Regions from separate parts of the Mus musculus genome. Here regions 1, 2 and 3 are each linked to region 4. Evidence: chromatin loops called from intact Hi-C (ENCODE). Cell type or tissue: heart. All regions are shown on one strand. Region 1 overlaps Map4k5 (mitogen-activated protein kinase kinase kinase kinase 5). Region 2 holds the start of Map4k5 (mitogen-activated protein kinase kinase kinase kinase 5). Region 3 overlaps Map4k5 (mitogen-activated protein kinase kinase kinase kinase 5). Region 4 overlaps Dmac2l (distal membrane arm assembly complex 2 like).

Region 1 (5,000 bases), 81 kb before region 4:
AGGCGTTTAGCGGGTGTTTCTGAGAGGAGTATTAGAGGATGGGCTTGAAGCAGTGGTGCATTCCTTACTACAGAACTGTTGCTCCTACCCCTTAAATAGTGCTTGACACTATGTCACAGGAAGCGACAGAACCAAGAATCAGATCTAGGCCCAATCTCTTAAACCTTGAACTTCTAACAACTGGGAGTTGTTGGTTTGCCTGGTCAGTGAGCTTTCATATTTATCCTCATGAAAAGAGACTCTGTAGAACAAAGTACTCATCTACAATGTGCTCTGGCTACAGTCACGTGTCACTTCATGATGTATGTATCAGTGGGTGATTTAACCTTGTACGTACACAAACCAAGTGATTTGTCACCAAGTAGTGTCATCTGCAGAACTACCATGATTTATTCAAGCCTTTGCTAACTGACATGCTACACGGTGTGTGACGATACACCCCGATTTCAGCTTCCTAGGGAGAATTAATGAGAATCATGTGCTGTCATCTATGGCTCTGAAAGGTCTGGAAGCCTGCAGTCTGAAGCCTTGATGCAATTCTGCAGCACTTAGAGCAAGTACCCGCTCACTTAGAGCAAGTACCCGCTCACGCAGCCGCTGGGTGATGTGGTTGATGGCAGTCACTGGGAGAAAGACAGACCAATATGAATTTTTGTAGATTTGAGTCAAAGGATGGTCCAGCAAGATGGATTCATAAATGTACTGATTCACATCACATGTTGCTGGGGTTTCCACATGCCAGCAACTGTCTTCATTAAAAAATAAGTCACAAGTTGAGTGAAATAGTGCACATCTATAATCCCAGCACTCAGGAAACAGAGTCAGGGGCCTCTCTGTGTGTTCCAGGGGAGTTCCAGACCAGCCAGAGCTACACAGTGAGACCCTGTATAAAAAGAAAAGCCACCTGGCTTTTAGGAGAATAGAGTTCACCTGTTACCTAACCTAATGATACATTCTCACCAAAAGAAATCCAGCGATGTGTGTGTGGCTAGGATTGTTTTTCTTTCTTTTCAGTTAGAAACCCTTACACGGGACATAAGTACCTCTGTGGAGCTTTGCAGTCTGGCATCGTTCTGCTTCAGTGGTATGAGCCGATGCAGAAATTCATGCTGATAAAGGTACATGTGACTCTCTTACAGTTTTTCCTTGAGAAAGCACTGTGCATAACTCCAGTTGGCTAAAGCTGGAATTACTACTATGAGGAACAGCCCCTGAGAGTTAGTAGGAAGTGCGTGTGTTATATTTTATGTTCTTAGTAATATCTTCTCTGTAACTTCCCGTTACTTAATAAGCCTCTGGAATCATCATAGCCATGTGGCCAGTCCTCTTAAGTTTCTCGGAACAACAGTCTTGCTCCTCATCACAGAGAAACGAGCTTTTATAGACAAGGCAGGGTGAGGAGCAACCTTCTAGCTGACCTCATACAACCTGCTGTGAACGAGGGATTGCTTATTCTTCCTGTTTGTCTGTTGCAGCATTTCGATTTTCCTTTACCAAGTCCACTGAATGTTTTTGAAATGCTGGTGATCCCAGAGCAGGAGTACCCCATGGTTTGTGTGGCTATCAGCAAAGGCTCGGACTCCAGCCAAGTAGTTCAGTTTGAGACAATCAACTTGAATTCTGCATCTTCCTGGTTTACAGAAATTGGTGCAGGTGAGTGTTTTTCACTTGGTTATGTTCCTGCTTTTACCTGTATCAGAGGCAGAGACTTAAGGTCAACCATTGTGGGCTTCTAATAAAACTGTAAGCATAGGGGCTGGAGACATGGCTCATTGGTTAAGAGCACTGACTGCTCTTCCAGAGGACATAGGTTCAATGCCCAGCACCCACATGGCAGCCCGTAAGTGTCGGTAGCACCTGTTGCAGGGGCTCGCACACCCTCATACAGGCACACATGCAGGCAAAACACCAAGGAATATAAAATACAAATAAATTATTTAAAAAATAAAAATAATGTTATCATAATTTTCTAAGTAAAAAATTACCTACATTTCTAAATAATAAGAAATTATCTACATATAGTATATGATCTCTGTTTGCCCAAGGGCCTTTTGTTTGTTTGTTTGTTTGTTTGTTTATGGGTGACCCGCTGCCACCATAGTCAGTTTTAGACAACAAGCCTGATATTGTGTAACTCACAAATTTACTGAGAATTTAACCAGCTTGTAAGCCCTGAACTTTGAATACCTGCTTTGTGGACCAAGCTGTAATTCCCAGTAAGGGAAAAGAAGAAAGCCCCTTGCACCTGTTCCTCGCCCTTCTCTGTGGTCTTAATGGCATCTGCAGTTGGGTGTGTGCCTCCTATGAAGCTAACAGAAGGGGTAAAGTTCCTGTCACCAGAGTAAGCAGCCGAAATACAAATGATTCTTGGTTAGGCAAGGACCACAATAAGTGGCTATGGATCTGTTTATTAAAACTGTGATTAGGCCAGGCCTGATGGTGGTGCATGCCTTTAACTTGAACATTCTGGAGGCAAGAGCAGGCAGCGCTTCATAGTCAAAGCCTGTCTCCAAAAGAATTGAAAATAAGAACAACACAAACCCAAGTGATATTTACACCGTAGTCCAGCATGGCGATTGTTGCATAGTTACCCACAGTGATTCCCACCCTCCTCCTTCAGGCTGGTGTGTGGGAGCTTACACTTCTCCATGCTAGAGGTGGATTGAGTCCTCTTTTGAATCTCAGAATTTGAGTTGGTTTTTGAGATTTTGATGTGGTCCAGTGCCTCAAGTGCCACATTATATCCACCTTTAACGTTGTCCCAGCTGAAATACAAACAGTCCAGTAAGTACTTCCTGAGCAAGCCAGGCCTCTGAGGTTATCATGCGCTCGCCTGAGCACACGGACGAGGCCCCTTTCAGTCCAGCTTTGGTCCTCATTAGGCTTTGTTTGCACAAGTGATCGTTGATCCAACCCCAGCTGTGTCTGTTGTTGAGCCAAGAGCCTTTAGCTGGCAAAGCTGTGGCCTTGAAAGGAGCTCTGTTGTAGGAGTCCTTCCTCTGCAGATTCTGACTCATTCCTCATGATCCCTGACTCCCAGGGCAGCCCTCAGCATGGTCACTTCTTGGTATTTGTTGAGTGAGTGAATGAACATAGATTAGCTGAGAAAAATTACATCTGGTGTGTTGCCTGAAAGATGCTTCATTGGTTGTCTTGACAAGGCTGCCTACTGTGCTGCTCAGTGATGTGTCTGTAAGGGACCATGTGCCTGCTGTAGAAATGGGTGACATGACTACCCCCATGGTATGGTTAAGGGGAAACTTTTTATTGCAGATGTGAGAGAGGAAATCTGGGAGAGTCCAGAGCAGAGAGAGAAAGAAATAGGCTGAATGTGGCAGCAGACTAGACAGGGCCAGGGCTATCTGCAAGAGATAGGAGATTAGCAGAGGATAGAAAATAGAGACTGACCGCCTAGTGAGAATCACATCAAGAATAGCAGGGTTATAAAGAGAATGAATAGCTAGCTGCAGGGAGGGAAGCCCAGGAGCTGGAGGGCGTGTTGGGGAGGTGGGAGGGGAGCAGAGCTGGGATGCCAGCATGGGCTCTGAAATGTGTAACAGGAACTTGGGTACTGAAGGAGCCTGGAGGTCAGCACTGGTTTAATATGCTCACACGCACCACAGGTAGCCATATGTCCCCACAGGTAGCCATATGTCCCCTTTGCCAGAGGGAAAGGAAATGGCTCCTTTTGGCAGGTGAGAACTAGTTTCACAAGTTCCTGAGAAATGCTGGCTTCTATCTAACTGCCAGAAATCCTCCTATGTGTATACAGGTTAAGCTCATTTCTGGATATTTGGACTGCCTTTGGGGTTTGGGAAAGTGAAGTTTCCTTTGGACTTGACAGATTCCATCTCTTGTGAGTGCAGAACAAAATCTAAGCACTGTGTGCGTGTATCGTCCTTTCCTTCCACATACCTGCCCTTATCACATCATCACGATAGCCCACCTTTCTAAAGCAAAAGTAGTAATTAGGGCAGTATTGATTTTAGCTCAGGTATCCATTTCCGAGCTGAGCTGATGTTTGTTCTTCTAAACTGAGGTACATACTTCTTCTTTGTTGTTGTTTTGTTTTGCTTTCTGCGATAGCATGACACGATGCAGCTTTCACCATATTTCAAGTAAATCTCAGGAAGATTCAGACTTTGTTGGTTTCTAAGCCTGCTTCACTGAGTCTGTTGTTAACGGTAACCTTTCCCCACTTAGGCAGCCAACAGCTGGATTCCATTCATGTGACACAGTTGGAGAGAGATACTGTTTTGGTGTGTTTAGACAGTAAGTATTATTTTGAAGTTTATTTTGAATGTACTACTTGATAAAGCAACCCCTTTTAGTGAAATTAAACTGTTATTCAGGCCCTTTCTCTTTAAGTGACCTGGTTGTATTGATTAAGCAGCTAAAATTCACTGCAGCAAGAGGCTGAGCTGCTGTCCCTAGGTGCTGTCCTTTGTTTTACATTTGACTCATGTGGAGACATTAGCACTGTCCCCCTCTTAGGGAATCTCTGTATAAACTTTCCCCTCTCTCTGTAATTATGAGAGTAGAAGGTCACAGAGTCACTTAACATGAACTTCTGGAGGCTTCTCAGGCTTGAAGCACTCAGGCTCCTGATCTGTTATGCAGGAGACATGTTACTAATGGGAGCAGATTGCAGTGTGAGCAGGGAAGGCAGAAAACAACAGCTTAGCAGACGTGTTACTTTGATTTTTGCAGAGGAGGCACTCCAGTTCTCAAAACCCATCTTCTCTTTGTGCAGTAAGTGTTATAGGATGGACTGTACCCAGACTTGGGATTATATTTGGAACATGGCTGTACAGCTTGCTTTTAGTGGCCAAACCACCTGTATGTATAAGATCATCTAATAACACAACTGAGTAACCCAAAGGCTGCAGGGCCTCACCCCTTGCCGTCCCTTGGTAAGGGACTTGACTCTAAACACCTGTCAGGTAGAAGTGTTATAAAGTTATCTATAAGGAAACTACATCCTTTTTTAATCCTAATAG
Region 2 (5,000 bases), 160 kb before region 4:
ACCACAATAGTTTGTTATATGGAAAATAGCAAAAAGCTGGAAAATATGGCCAGTGAGACCACACAGCCTATATAAGCTGCTGCCTCCACCTAATGGCCTGAGCTTGATCTACATACTGGAAAGTCAGAGTTGACTCCCACAGTTGTCCTCTAAGACACACTCATACACACATGCACATACATACGCACAGGCATGCACACACATACACCATAGCATTAGCACTGGCCCCCAAGAAATAAATAAATTGCATCAAAATTATTTATATATATATTTGGGGGGTTTGAGACAGGGTTTCTCTATATAGCACTGGCTGTCCTGGAACTCACTCTGTAGACCAGGCTGGCCTCGAACTCAGAAATCCACCTGCCTCTGCCTCCTGAGTGCTGGGATTAAAGGTGTGCGCCACCACTGCCCGGCCAAAATTATATTTTTAAAAGCTGAAAAACATTTACTTATTGTGTATTATTGTGTGTGTGTGTGTGTGTGTTTTGAATGAAATACCTATTAAGTCATGTTTCTTCTTATTCCATAGCTTGTCACTATAAAACTGAGCAATTGTAAGTGCTCTTTCAACATTAGCTACACTGACTTACTAGTATGTAACTTTCAACTTGGAAACTACATGCTTAATTGTTTAAGATTCAAATTAAGCCTACTCACAGCTTATAAGTAAATTGAATTTGAACTTCTTTACATCACTGACCTTGTTAAAATTAACTCAGCTAGTTCTGAAAAAAAAAATCTAAAAATTCCTTTGAAGTTAGTGTAAAGCAAATGTCTTCCTGTTTGCTTCATCTGTGGTACTAGGAAAATGATGACTGTAGCAGACACTGATTCCCAGCAGCACAGACGCCTGTCTCTCCAGGCTATCCATTCTTTGGCTGATGGTCAGAGCATATGGATCTGCCATTACTGGCAACATAAATTATCTTCACTTGTGACCTCCAACTTTTTATTACCTAATTCATTTTAAACAGTATGTTCCTACAACAATACACTTGGAGGCTTGTCAGAGGATATTTATCTCTGTCTCAAGCTGGCTACTCAGGTTTCCACTCTGTGAAGGCTCACAAGGGAAATGTCTCTGAGGTCTTAGCATCAGGAAAAGATACGCCTCTCTTGATCAATTTGTTCATCTTCCTCTCAAAAGCATACAAAGAAAACCCACCCTCAAGTCTTCTTTGTGCTCTCTCTCTCTTGCTCTCTCTCTCTCTCTCTCTCTCTCTCTCTCTTTTGGTTGCATTGTTCTGGTTTCCTGCTTCCCCCCTTTCAAATCTGATGCAGTTTCCTCTCATTTATTTTTATCTTGTGTAAAAATAAGTATTTTGTGTGAGCTGCCTCAAACTCTCTACGGGATAATGCAGGTATAAATAAGAGCAAATACATCTCACACTAGACAAAGGATCAACATCCCCATTTTGACTCTAAACTTGGAAGACTGCTCTCCCCTCACACAACACTGGCCCTCCAGGTTGACTATCCTGCGGCCAGTGTGGTGGAAGGCCTTCAACCCATGAATATCCCACAACGGCCTAGTCACACAGTGGGTAAGGGTGGGTTTGACTACATGACCACCATAAATCCATGACAGTAAACAAGTACTAAGATACCAATAGAACACTTGAAGAGATTTTGAGTCATCGAAGCCAAAAATATGTGCCCACCAAAACAAGTGCCAAGAAGATTTCAAAGAAGGAACTGTTCTTCAACCATTTTTTTTTTCAGTGCAGCACACACACAGGCTTTGTCCCTGGGGCATGTAAGTCTGGGCTTACTTATGTTCCCTAAATAAGTGCTCTTTGTGTGTGGATCACGAGAAAATGCATACAGTCTCTGTTCCGTTAAGGTGTTAATTTAATTTCTTCATTTATTAGCTATAAGAAGTTATTTCTCAAAACAGAATTAGAGTGTGTCTGGAGTCACGTGTCATCTGAAATTTGTTCTGTTGTCGTTTTTTTTTCTAGTTTTTTCAATTTTCTTACATTTTTATTTAATTTTGTGTTTTGCCTGCATGTACAGCTGTGCACCATATGCATATGTGGTGCCTACACAGGCCAGAAGAGGGCGTTGGCCCTCCCTCCCAGCCCACTCTGGATCCCAAGTTGGAGTTAATGAGGAGTGGGCCGCCACGCAGGTGCTGGGAATCAACCTCTGAGCTGCAGCCGGTGCTGCTAACAATTGGGCCATCTTTCCAGTCCTTATCTGGTTTTCCAACTGAAAATCTCTGTAAGACTCTAGAAGTAACTTTACCAGTATACATAAAATTGGCAACTTCATTTCTACCTTAAGAACAAGACTGGAACTCAAATTACAAAAGAGATTGAAACATTAACCAAATCACTTCTCATAACTCCTGCCCAATATTTTGGGCATTGTTAGTTAGGCCTCTTACATTTTAAAGCCTCTTACATTTTACACTCCTCTTTACAATGCTGTAAAAATGGTTTACAAACATTTCTCGGGTGTCAAATGCAAAACCTATCCTCTTCCAGCTACAGATAAGGACACTGGGATGTTGCCACGTATGCCTTGTCCCAGATCACCTACTTTGGAAGCAGAATCAGACAAAGGTCCCTAGCTTTGCTTTAGCATCTCTAAAACTCCTCCCATTAACACTTGCAATATTGCGGTGATGCCCAGAGACCACAGAAACTTCGAAAGGAATTGGGGTTTTCAAAAATGGCTCTGGGAAACCCTGGTGGAAGACAGGTTCTGCAGGTGTGCGGTCCAGCCTCGGAACTGGTACCACCGGGAACAGTGTGTGGAACAGGACGGTGCAGTCGGGTGTGCCGGCATTTAGTTAACCCGGCACTCCCCCACCTCCTGCCCGGGCGGCCTCAGTTTACCTGTACCGAAAGGAAGCAGAAGGCAGCGCTCCGGAGGCCTGCGGACAGACCCTCCTCCTCTAGTCCGCCGGCCACTGGGCGAATCCTGGCCGAGGCTGGGCGGGTCAGACGCCGCACGAACGCCTCCGGCGCCCCGCAAGCAGCTGGGAGGCGGGGCGCGGCGGCGTCCAGGGTGTTGTGCACTCGGCGGGCCTCAGGGCGGCAGTCTGGGCCCGCGGCCTGCGTTCTCGGGCGGGCCAGGCTCGATCCGCGCCGGCCGCGAACGTGTCTCCCGGTGACGCAGCCGCGGGTGGGGAACGTGGTGCGGCGGCGACTGTGCGCACGGCCGTCTCGGAGAAGACGCGGGTCTCCGACGCCGGCGCTCGGCCAAGAACGGACGGCCTCTCGGGTACGGCCGGCGCGGGGCCTGGCGGGACCGACGAGGCCCGGAGGCTGCCGGGGTTGCGCCCCGTGACGCCCCCCGCGCTCGCTCTCGCCGGTGCAGGCGCAGCTGCGAGCCGAGGCTCCATGTTGGGAAGCGCCGCGCGCCCTCGTTAGCGGGAGACGGCTGCGGCGGGCAGAGCCCCGGACTGGGCGCAGCGAAGATGGAGGCCCCGCTGAGGCCTGCCGCCGACATCCTGAGACGGAACCCGCAGCACGACTACGAGCTGGTGCAGAGGGTCGGCAGCGGCACCTACGGGGACGTGTACAAGGTGAGGCCCCGGCCCGGCCTGCGAACGTGGGGCACCCCCGGGATGCGCCGGACCACAGCGTCCGGCCAGGAAGCGGCCCGGAGCCCGCCGCACCGTTCCGAGCACCCTGGGTTCCCCATCGGTTCTAAGGCTAGCGACCGGCAGACTTAACCGCACCTTCCAGACCACGGCTGAGCTTTTTTTGTGGTTTTAAGGCGTATTTATGGTATTGAAGTTATTCCGGAGGATGGTTTGGTGTTGATGTGGGGGGAAAATGCTTCGCGGAAGGCGGTAGATAGGAAAGAGTATTGTAAATCTAGACCTTTGCGTCCTGTACTGGTTTGGGTGAACTTGCCTTGAAAAAAATCTCTGTGGAACCGGACTCTAAATTGTCAACTGTAAGTAATCTGGTTCTGGAGTAAAAGGATTTGTGTGTAAACATGACAGCCTGTAGGAAGATGTCTTTGGGGACCGGTGAGGTGGCTCAGGGTGTTAAAGGCCCTTAGAGCCAAACCTTACTTAGGACCCCAGAACGGTCCCCGGATTCTCTTGGTGGAAGCACGGATCCCCCACACATACACACTCACACACTCCCAGGAAATAAACAAAGTGTAATGAAATTTAAACATATTTAGAGGAAGACCTTTGTCACCTGGCAGAAGTTTAGGCATTTTGTATCTGGTTGATAATAATGAATATAACTTATGGGGTTTTCCTACTAAACTAATTCCTCTCTATGGGATTTATAGCATTCCATAATCATGAGTGGATAATTACTGCTACCCTTTTTACTGGTCTCTTATATTAAGACAAATAATAATAAATTTGTAATCTGCCGTTACACAACAACAAAAAACATGCCATAGCAAAGCAAACCGATTTCTTAAGTCTGCTAAGTTTTTGAAGGGTTCAGAGGAAAACACTGTCCAATATTCCCTCATGGCTTTTGTTCTTTGTCCCAAAGGGGCAGAGTTAGTGCAGTTCCTTATGGGGATTAAGAAAAAGCTTATTTTTGACCTGGGTGTTGGTGGTGCACGCCTTTAATCCCAGCACTCAGGAGGCAGAGGCTGGTGGATTTCTGAGTTCAAGGCCAGCCTGGTCTACAGAGTGAGTGCCAGGACAGCCAGAGCTGCACAGAGAAACCCTGTCTCTAACACCCCCCCCCCCAAATAAAAGCTTATTTTCCTTTTGCAACAGCTTGATATTTTGACCTATGTATGTATCAGTATGTTCCAAACAGCAATCTGCATAGAGCCCTGATGGCTGTGTTTCATGAGTAATTGCTTGACCCCACTGAGGTATGTTGACTTGCACAGGTATAATGCAAGGAAAACATCTCTTTTCTCTGCTTGTTTTTGAGTAATTTTTTGCTGAGAGTAGTACCTTGGGGTGATGGATTCTGAGGTAAGAACTCTGGGTAGGCTTTTTACCCCTGAAAACGAGGCATTTGGGCCCAAGCAGACACTGTTCTAGCAACCGAGCA
Region 3 (5,000 bases), 69 kb before region 4:
TAGTTCCAAGAAACACAGTCCTTTTTAAAAAACAATGTTTGTAACAAGGTGCCATGGTGTTTTTAAATAACTCATGATTCTCTGGAGAGGGAGTTTACTGAGCATTATATCATTTTATACCATGTCTTACTCCTTCTTAGTGAACATAATTTGATAAGACGTTATCGAACAAGCCTTTCACTTTGACATTGGCCGTTCTGTATGTTTTTGTAAGATAGAATATTTAATCCTTATTTATTAATCTCTTGCTGGAGTGGTGTAATGTTTCTAACTTTTAGCAAAGGAAGGTTGCAGAGCAGCTGAAATTTTTTATAATGTGTGAAAATGTTGTTTACCTTCTCAGAGTAGTGCTTTGGGGGTTCCTGGCGGCGTGTTGGAGGTCTAGCACATACAGCTTCCCTTAACAGAATATTTTACGACAGTTTCATACAGGGTTGCCTTAACGGGAATTGGTTTCCAACTCCAGATGGTTGTAAGGGCTCGTGCAGAAATACTGATGGTGGACACAAAGCCTCAGCAGGGACGTGTAGTGTCCAGGTGTGACTACCGGAGTTTTGACAAGCAGTATAATATACCTGTGATTTTGTTTTTTACATTAGGGATAATGCATAAGAAATTAATCTTTATATATATCATGACCCCTAATGTTTGGGAAAAAAGTATTTAACTGCCCATATTATGTATTTTACTTATGTTATGCCAAGGGAGAAAGTAATTACACGTGTAATCTTGGGGTTTTCACATACATAGATATTCATTGTGAGTAGGCTTAAGGAAAAAAAAAACTTTAAGTGAAATTGGAATTTCTGATGGGATAGTATAGATAAATGATGTTGTTTTATATTTTTTAAAAAACCAGTATACTAAAATTAAAAAAGGATAGGGTTGTCTTTTAGTTTGTTTTTATTTTACAATTCTTAGTATTCAGAATTGATGTGTTTTATTGGTACCAGCTGTCTTAATGCATTTATTAAGAACAGTTAGCATTGAGGTAATGAACACAGGGGCTAAGAGTAGCAAACGATAGACGTAGTCTGACCGGATACTTGAGGAAAACAATGTACCTATCTCATCTTTACAGTTTTATAAAGTCCATGTTATCATCTCCACCTTCCAAATGAGGAGGTAAGAGTTTAACCAAGTTAAACAACTTACACGTTACATACTGGTTAGTTCTTTGAGCCAGACCAAGAGTCCTCCGACTCTGCTCTTTTCACTATGCAATATACAAGTAATAAAATGTTACGCAAATGAACTATAAAGTATTTGTTCTTTAAAGTGCACATATTGGGGTTGGGCAGCAAGATGCTCACTGGATAGAGGTTCTTGCCATGCAAACCTGACTTTGGTCCCCAGAAGCCACCCATGTGAAGGTGGAGGGAGAAAGAATTGACTCCACAGTGTTGTCACCTGACCCCAATGAGTGTGTGCCTGCACACACACCCCCAATAGTCAAATAGAATGCACATTGGCTGTTTACATGGGATGTGTTAAATGGGCTCCTCAGGAGGAGTGCCACACACAACAGACAAGCCTCTAACTCGGGAAAGTGAAAAGACCTAAGAAAGGGCCTGGCCAAGGCCTCCTGCTCACAAGCTGCATGGCTAGAAAACATTACAGTAAATGGAAGCTGTGCTGTGCCCAGAGCTTGCGGTCAGTCAGTCTTCTGTCCCATGCTGTGAAAAATGAGCAATCAGTGAGAGTGACAGAGAAGGCGCGGGGGGGGGGGGGGGGGGGAGCTCTTGAGGAAACAAGCTGGTGGGACAGCAGAACCATTGGACAATCACAGGAAGAAGGTGGCACGGCCGTGTCTTGTGAGCAGACACTTCAAGAACTTTTAGGCCAGACAGTGGTGGTGCACGCCTTTAATCCCAACACTTGGGAAGCAGAGGCAGGTAGATTTCTGAGTTCGAGGCCAGCCTGGTCTACAGAGTGAGCTCCAGGACAGCCAGGGCTACACAGAGAAACCCTGTCTTGAAAAGCCAAAAAGAAAAAAAAAGTAATAAATCAACTACATATTTCACCAGGTATGCTAATGCACACCTATAATCCATCCCTCAGGAGGGTGAGGCAGATCATGAGTCTTTTGAGGCCAGCCCAGACTATACATGGTGAGAGTCTATCTCAATAAACAAAACAACGATGCATTTCAAGGAACGTGTCCCAGAACATTAGATTCTAAATCAAAGAGCATAAGTCCTGAAGGTTAAACACCGAGGTATGCACACACACACAGAGACAGAGAGACAGAGACATGGGCACACACCACACAAAAGCAATGTAATGAAAAATATTGGGCAAAGTGAACATGATCAAAATACATGAAACTTGAAATTCAAAGATCTAATAAAAACAAACACCAAATCACATTAATTTCAAGGATACTGGCGTGATAGTTGGTTTACATAGCAAGAAATATAAACTGGGGGCTGGTGAGATGGCTCAGTGGGTAAGAGTACCCGACTGCTCTTCCAAAGGTCTGGAGTTCAAATTTCAGCAACCACATGGTGGCTCACAACCATCCGTAATGAGATCTGACTCCCTCTTCTGGAGTGTCTGAAGACAGCTACAGTGTACTTACATATAATAAATAAATCTTTAAAAAAAAAAAAAAAAGAAATATAAACTGATGCCTTCAGGTCTCAACAGAAGCCATGCCTTCAGATGAAGGACCTGAGACCACACCCAGCTTCAGCCACCCCATCTGTCACTCAGACACTGAAAGCATCAGTTGGAGAAACTGCAGCCTTCTCAGCCAATGGCACTGAGATATCTGGACATTCACATACAGAGTAAAACTAGATTTTACCTCTGCCCTGTCGAAGAGTCAGTTCAAAATGGACCAAAGGCCAGAATCTTTGAAACTGCGGAGGAAAATGTAGAGAGCACACTTCAGTATCCAGGCATGGGGAGGGACGTTATGAAAAGGATTCCGGCTGCTGGAGAAACAATAGAATTGGTAAGTGGAGTGAAATGAAAGGCTTCTGTGTAGCCAAGGAAGCAATGAAGAAATCATGCACAGCAGGCGAAACCTTTGCTAGCCACATCTCTAGTGGATAATGCCCAGAAAGTTCATCCAATCAAAAAGGGGACAGATATCTGGACAGTTCTTACCAGAAAAAAAAAAAAAAAAAATACAAGAACAAAAGTCCTATCAGAGGAAGGCAAATCAAAACCACTGAAGGCTGGAGAGATGGCCTAGCAGTTAAGAACATTTGCTGCTCTTACAAAGAACCTGGGTTTGAGTCCCAGGACCCACATTGGGGCTCACAACCAACTCTGTAACCCCAGTTCCAGGGGATTCACTAAGCATGCTGGTTATATGTACATACAGGCGAAATATTAATACACATAAAGTAAAATAAGCCTTAAAATGTATACATTGAGATTCTGTCTTCTTCAGTGGATATGGCTAGCAAAACCAGTGCTGATGAGTGCCTAGAGGGTTTAAGATAAAACCCTTACATACTACACAAAAATCATGGAGCTTCCTCCAATGCTGACGTCAGAACCACTGGACAGTCCCGCTCTATTGCTTCTGGGCGTACACACAAAAGAATCAGATTATCACAGAGTTAATGTGTAATTGTGGCATTACTCACAAGGACCCAAGTTACAGATTCGGCCCATGTGTATCATATGGACAGACTTGTGTAGTATGTATTCAAATAGAGTTCTAGTTTGTCATAAGGTTTAAACCCTGACAGCCCCTGGCATGTGTAGGTGCCAGGGCTGTTACCAGCAGCTTTCCCTAATATCAAACAAACACCCCTTTCTCTAATAGCGTGTGAACACCCCTTTCTCATGCCTGCACCAGGCTCTTCACGTAGGTGGGTGAGGTGCAATTTTAAGAACCTGAGAGTCGCATGACCGCATATCCTCACAGAGTTCCACATGTTACATTAAGTCCTCATCTTTAGAAAGTGCAGATACCTAAGAGAGAACGGTGCCTGAGCAGTTATGAATTCATTACAAGGCTCGGCTATGAAGAAAGGACCAGCAGAAAGAGGGATGCATTCTGGGCTGATGACATCAACAGAGACTAAGAAGCTATAAAGTGCCGCTTAGTGACACTTTAACAACAAAACCCTTACCACACGTGACAGTGACAGAGGTGCTTTGCTAAGTTAATCCCATATTCCCAAGTAACTTCAGCAAGCACAGTGCTTAGCAAACTCTGAAAACAAACGACACTGAACTTGGGCTCCGTGCCTTTCATCCTGGTGGTGGTTCTCAGATCCATCCTCCTGGATCATCTGCTTCACTGTGATCATCTTGGGATGACTGAAAGACCCAATGGGGCCCAGCACAGCTATCATGGCTCTGACAGGCCTTGCTTTTCTCCACCACTGCCCTAAGCTAGCCCCCAATGGCCACTTGCTCTTCCTGAGGCTGACCACCAAGGTCCAGCTATTGAAGTCCAGCAATCAAAAGCCCCCTTTGGGTCATCTATCATGCCCAATTAAAATTAAACACCTCATTCTAGCAACAGGTTTCTCCCTTTTCCTTTGTAGATTGCTATTTGCCTATGGGCCACATCTGTCTCCTCCCTATCCAGAGGCTGTCCTTTGTCCTCTGGGACAAACACTCCCACCCCTCTTTTTTGCTCCTTCACTCTTGTCCTCTGTCTCATGTCTTTGTCCCTTATCCCTGCCCTCTGTCTCTCTGGGGAAAATAAATCGCCTTTTGTGCCGAGAACTTGGTCTTGGAGTGTCTTGAGCCAATTTCCAAGGTTCCTTATGGCATCTTTTATGAAGATACAAGGGAACACTGGTTTTTATTGTCAAAAATGTCTAAAGCCAATCTCTGTAGCTTTCCTGCTTCTTTGTATTCTCTCTTAGATCAGAAATATTCTAGAACCACCAATACTTTTAACATATATCTTAAAATTAATTGTGCCTCGTGTCTTTAATCCCACCACACTTGGGAAGCAGAGGCAGGTGGATCTCTAAGTTGGAGGCCAGCCTGGTCTACAAAGTAAGTTTTTAGGACCACCAGGG
Region 4 (5,000 bases):
AAACAAAGACCTAATCCATCAAAGTCCTTAGTTCTGGGAAAGTCTCTAAATGTGCTAACCTTGTTTTCTGGCTTCTGTAGTTCTGCTGCTGGCTAACTCTCCTTTTACCCGAAGCACATCAACTCAGAACATGGGTTTTGTGCTGAAAATTTCACTCTGAGAAAGGCTCAGGGTAACACTGGGATCCCAAACACCCAGTGTAATCACCGGCTGGCTAATAAAGACTTTCTATTGGCCTAAACCCATGTCGGAGTAGTCTTTTCTGGTGAATACTACACAACAGAAAGTGACTGGAGAAGACACTCCATACTGACCCTGGCCTCCACATACAAGCACACGTGTGTGAGCACAAAGGATATGGACAGAGGCAGGCACACACACACACACTCACACACACACACACACACACACACACACACACACACAAGAGCAAGACTGCTATTGGCTCAGTTTCTTTTCCTTTGTTTTTCAAATTCTAAATATGAAGTGTTGGTAGGACTCCTAAGGGAAGATGACCAAGAGAATCATTGGAATTAGAGTCACAAAGTGTTAGAGCTGGAAGGCACTCAGGTCAGCTACACGAAACCTCTCATTCAGTGATGGGGAAACTAAAGCCTTGATATTAAGTAACATGCTGACACTCTAAATCCTTTCTGGAACAAGGTGGGGCATTAATAAATGCATGTGCCTAAAGGACCTTGCTCAATGTCTCTAAACTAATGTGTGTCAGTGTTGCATTTGAACCTAGTACTCTTTCCTACCTGTCAGGGCTCTGGATGATTGTAGAACAAGAGAGAGAAGGTTTAAAAGGTGCCGGAGTGGGAAGCATTTTAAAGCCAAGGACATGGGTTGCTGGGGCAGTGAACCAACGGATGAGACCTCAGGAATACCTTTCTCAGGCCTCTCTTGTTTCCCCTTTCCTCCTGTCTTTCCCCAACCCCTCCCTCTTTGGCAGTGCTGGGAACTGGGCAGAGGGCTGAGTATATTAGGCAAACACTCTACTACTCAACCGACGGCACCCCCGAGTCTTCATCTTCATCTTCCTTCCAGGGCTGTCCTCATCACCACAAATCTCCACCTCAGCTACATCCCACAGCCTTGGCCTTTCCGGATTTCTGTCAAGCTCTCTCCACCTATATCCATCTTGAACAACTTGTGTGTTGCCAATTTTGTTTACAAAGCTGGGCTTTCTCATCCCCTACTCAGGCTAGTGCCTGTATTCATTCCACCCTGACCTCGTTTGTGAAAAATCTTACTCAACCTCTCATTTAAACGCCACACCCATCCATCCATCCATCCATCCATCATCCATCCATCCGTCCATCCACCCACCCATCCATCCATCCATCCATCCATCCATCAGTCCATCCATCCAATCATTCATCCATTCATAAATGCTCACTGAATGTGTGCTGTACTGAGTACAAACTAGCAATGATGAGGCAAAGCAGCAACAAGGAAAGTGCAAAGAAAGATCCCACCCTGTTCTCTTACAACCCATAGTTTCATGGAGAAGACAGATGACATGAAAATACAAACATCTAATATGGTTCCTTAAGGCATGGATTATGCATGAGAGCCTAAAAAAGGGGAAGGCTTCATACCAGATTTTTTTTTTTTTGAGATAGGTCTTAAACAGTCTTTAAAAGTTTTCAAGCATCATGTCCCAGCACTTGGGAGGCAGAGGCAGAAGATCTGAGTTCAAGGCCAGCCTGGTCTACACAGTGAGTTCCAGACCATTCAAAACCACACTGTGAGATTCTATACCACAAACTGAGTTTTCTCTCTCTTTCTTTTTTCTTTTTTTAAGATTTATTTATTTACTTTTATGTATGTGAGTACACTGTAGCTGTACAGATGGTTGTGAGCCTTCATATGGTTGTTGGGAATTGACGTTTTAGGACCTCTGCTCACTCCAGTGGGCCCCGATCGCTCAGGCCCAAACATTTATTTATTATTCCACTCAATCAGGCCCAAAGATTACAGGTGGTTGTGAGCCACCATGTAGTTGCTGGGATTTGAACTGAGGAACTTTGGAAGAAGCAGTCAGTGCCCTTATCCGTTGAGCCATCTTGCCAGCCCACAGAGTTCTCAATCAGGAAGGTTAAGAGGGAGGGGAACAGGCATGGAGGGTAGGAGCAGGCAGAGCTAAACAAGCTAAAACCACTTATTTTCTTTGCCAACATAATGCAGAAGTTTACAGTATCTGTTGGTTAGTAGCCTTCAGTGACTGCCTTAACTGGGGTGGAAAGGCCAAGCCAGAGAAGCTGTTACTAAGCAGGTGAAATACAAAGTCTTTGAAAACTCAATACTTTGTTGGTTTCATTCGTTTTTCTAATCGAACTTAGATAAAGGCAGGGCCAGACTTATTTTAGCTATTCCAAAGACATTAAATGTTTTCCCTAAATTGAGTTAAAATTTAAAAATACATTTATATCTAGAAATAAAGTTTTAAAAATTTGGAAGGTTTTTTCTTTCTTAACTTCAGCTTTGCTACCGTTATGACATCGGAGAACTACTTCCTGCTTGAAAACAAGCAGTGTGGCCAGTAGGAATGCTTTCTACATGGAAAGAGGAGACCTCTAGTGGTGAGTTAGTGAATATAACTCAAGTTAAATCAGAAAACTAGAAAATAGTTGTCTCTATATGCTATATACAATAAGTAATTTAGAAATTTAAATTATAAAAGAAAACACACTTGTTTACTATCAGAAGAAATACTAAGTTTATAACAGTGTTTCTAACATTTGCAATTATATTTGTGAATTAATTAAAGGCCAGATCTCTACACACACACACACACACACACACACACACACACACACACACACACACACAGAGAGAGAGAGAGAGACAGAGACAGGGTTTCTCTGTATAGCCCTGGCTGTCCTGGAACTCACTTTGTAGACCAGGCTGGCCTCGAACTCAGAAATCCACCTGCCTCTGCCTCCCGAGTGCTGGGATTAAAGGCGTGCGCCACCATGCCCGGCTTCCCTGCTTTTCTAATCTGGTATGACTGGGCGAAGAAAGACCCTTTCTGCCTATGGTCTGTTATGATTGACTCCTGGGGATTATCCTACCATAATGTGCAAAATTTCCTGCAGATCAACATGAAGATGGAACTTTCATGAAATAATGCTGTTTGGATGAATTAATGATTTTATACAATTCCTCATTTGATTCAAATAATTTTAGAAAATTAGAATAGTTGATAGAAAGTTTAAGAAGAGGGTTTTTAGGGCTGGTGAGATGGCTCAGTGGGTAAGAGCACTCGACTGCTCTTCCGAAGGTCCAGAGTTCAAATCCCAGCAACCACATGGTGGCTCACAACAATCCGTAATGAGATCTGACTCCCTCTTCTGGAGTATCTGAAGACAGCTACAGTGTACTTACATATAATCAATAAATAAATCTTTAAAAAAAAAGAAGAGGGTTTTTAGTTGTTTTGCTAGAAATATAATGAAGCTAGAATCAAGAATGGAATGTGCCCCCTCCTCATAGAATAGTAAGTAAAGGCCGCATGAAAAGAAGTGCAGTGAGCTTTCACATGTTACAAGTACATAGAGATATGAGATTTTCAAAAGTGGAAAGTAGAAAAGGCTTAAGGATAAGAGGCTTTTGGGTGTAGAGCACAGAAGGTTTAGACATAAAAGTCTTGGGGATCTTATTTTGTGCAGTGGCAGAAGTTGTTACATGTGAGAGAATTCGGAAACCAAGTGTGCCACTTTGGGGCCATTAAGCTATATTGGGGACTGTAACCTTCCCCCACAGCCTGAAGCAGGCTGAGCAGGCTTGACTTGTCACTAGGAGATCGCCTGGGGTGGAGCCTGCCTCCCTGGATCACCCTATTGTTCTGCCACAGCCACTGCTACTACCTGCTGCCTAGCTGTTCTGTAGCCTACACGTGGTCACCTGCAGCTGGACTCCAAAGATGATTCGGCAGGAATGGGCCCCCCCTTCTTCATAAGGCGTGTTCCCCAATATTAAAATTGAGCTTTGATCAGAAAGTCTTGACTTAGCTCCATTCTTTCTCTCATTGCCTAGATTCCCTCTTTTCTTCCAGATTCCAAGGTGCCTTCCAGGCTCGAACCCTGACATGTGAGCCACTGGCTGGCCTCAACAGGGGACTGCCATTTGCAGTAAGATACCTAGGCTTTAATGAGATGAGTCCAAGAAGAGAGGAAGTGTCATATAAGACCCAGGAGGATCTAAGGAAGCAGCAGGACTTCCAGAAGAGACAGAAGCTACAGGGTCACAGACAAGAACTCAAACAGCCATCTTTATGAAGGTTAAAAGAGAGGTATATACAATGTATCTTTACCACCATCTTGATTAAGATGACCACATGGCATAAATCAACTAATGCAGCAATCCTCCCTAGTTTTACTGGGGCCTCTGTTTATCATTGCATTGCCTTTGTAGATTACAGGGACCAAAACAGGCCTCTAAAATATCTTGGGTTAGGATAGATTTTTGTGTTATGATAAATTTCTAATCTTATACAGGTATATTAAGATTAACACAAATTCACTTGGTGATATATGTCTAACTACTTATATATTTGCTAATCTTATAAAAATTAACTTGTAGACTCTTAAAGATAATTAAGACGGGCTAGAGAGATGGCTCAGCGATTAAGAGCACTAACTGTTCTTCTAGAGGTCCTGAGTTCAATTCCCAGCAACCACATGGTGGCTCACAACCATCTGTAATGGGATCTGATGCCCTCTTCTGCTATGTCTGAAGACAGTGATAGTGTACTCACGTGTATAAAAAAATAAATCTTTAAAAAAAAGATAATTAAGACATGCAAGTTAATGCTCAGACACCATTAAAAAATCAAATTCTGCCGGACAGGTGGTGGCTCACGCCTTTAATCCCAGCACTTAGGAGGCAGAGGCAGGTGGATTTCTGAGTTCGAGGCCAGCCTGGTTTACAGAGTGAGTTCCAGGACAGCTAGGGCTATATAGAGAAACCCTCTCGAAACAAACAAAGAAACA

Evidence for each region. A loop is a pair of places that touch in the nucleus more often than their neighbours do. Peaks named below come from ENCODE experiments on the same cell type or tissue, not always from the same donor. Only the 100,000 strongest peaks of a DNase experiment are listed, where the experiment ranks them.
Region 1: it touches region 4 in a loop (2.3-fold over the local background); 5 of 42 quality-filtered maps call a loop at or near these places.
Region 2: it touches region 4 in a loop (6-fold over the local background); 19 of 42 quality-filtered maps call a loop at or near these places.
Region 3: it touches region 4 in a loop (2.4-fold over the local background); 5 of 42 quality-filtered maps call a loop at or near these places.

The regions. Positions count from the first base shown.
Region 1 is chr12:69,812,408-69,817,407 of GRCm38, reverse strand. Map4k5 (mitogen-activated protein kinase kinase kinase kinase 5) reads left to right here. Exons shown (of 32, transcript NM_201519.2): 26 at 1,015-1,118; 27 at 1,476-1,653; 28 at 4,204-4,272. All of the region lies in intron 2 of 4930512B01Rik (RIKEN cDNA 4930512B01 gene), which reads right to left. Among named protein-coding and RNA genes, the nearest start is that of Cdkl1, 24 kb to the right of the region's middle. In heart, no CTCF peak of the experiment used is centred here; a DNase peak (open chromatin) is centred at 2,957; H3K27ac peaks cover 942 bases.
Region 2 is chr12:69,891,191-69,896,190 of GRCm38, reverse strand. It overlaps Map4k5 (mitogen-activated protein kinase kinase kinase kinase 5), which reads left to right and starts at 3,028. Exons shown (of 32, transcript NM_201519.2): 1 at 3,028-3,538. The coding sequence starts at 3,431. It overlaps Atl1 (atlastin GTPase 1), which reads right to left and starts at 3,086. Exons shown (of 15, transcript NM_178628.5): 1 at 2,847-3,086. In heart, a CTCF peak has its summit at 2,029 (motif pointing right); DNase peaks (open chromatin) are centred at 3,030 and 3,510; H3K4me3 peaks cover 2,676 bases; H3K27ac peaks cover 2,615 bases.
Region 3 is chr12:69,800,012-69,805,011 of GRCm38, reverse strand. It overlaps Map4k5 (mitogen-activated protein kinase kinase kinase kinase 5), which reads left to right. Exons shown (of 32, transcript NM_201519.2): 32 at 1-1,255. 4930512B01Rik (RIKEN cDNA 4930512B01 gene) reads right to left here. Exons shown (of 8, transcript NR_033573.1): 2 at 2,810-2,939. Among named protein-coding and RNA genes, the nearest start is that of Cdkl1, 12 kb to the right of the region's middle. In heart, a CTCF peak has its summit at 2,509 (motif pointing left); no DNase peak of the experiment used is centred here.
Region 4 is chr12:69,731,266-69,736,265 of GRCm38, reverse strand. All of the region lies in intron 1 of Dmac2l (distal membrane arm assembly complex 2 like), which reads right to left. Among named protein-coding and RNA genes, the nearest start is that of Dmac2l, 8.8 kb to the right of the region's middle. In heart, a CTCF peak has its summit at 2,577; no DNase peak of the experiment used is centred here; H3K4me3 peaks cover 360 bases; H3K27ac peaks cover 452 bases.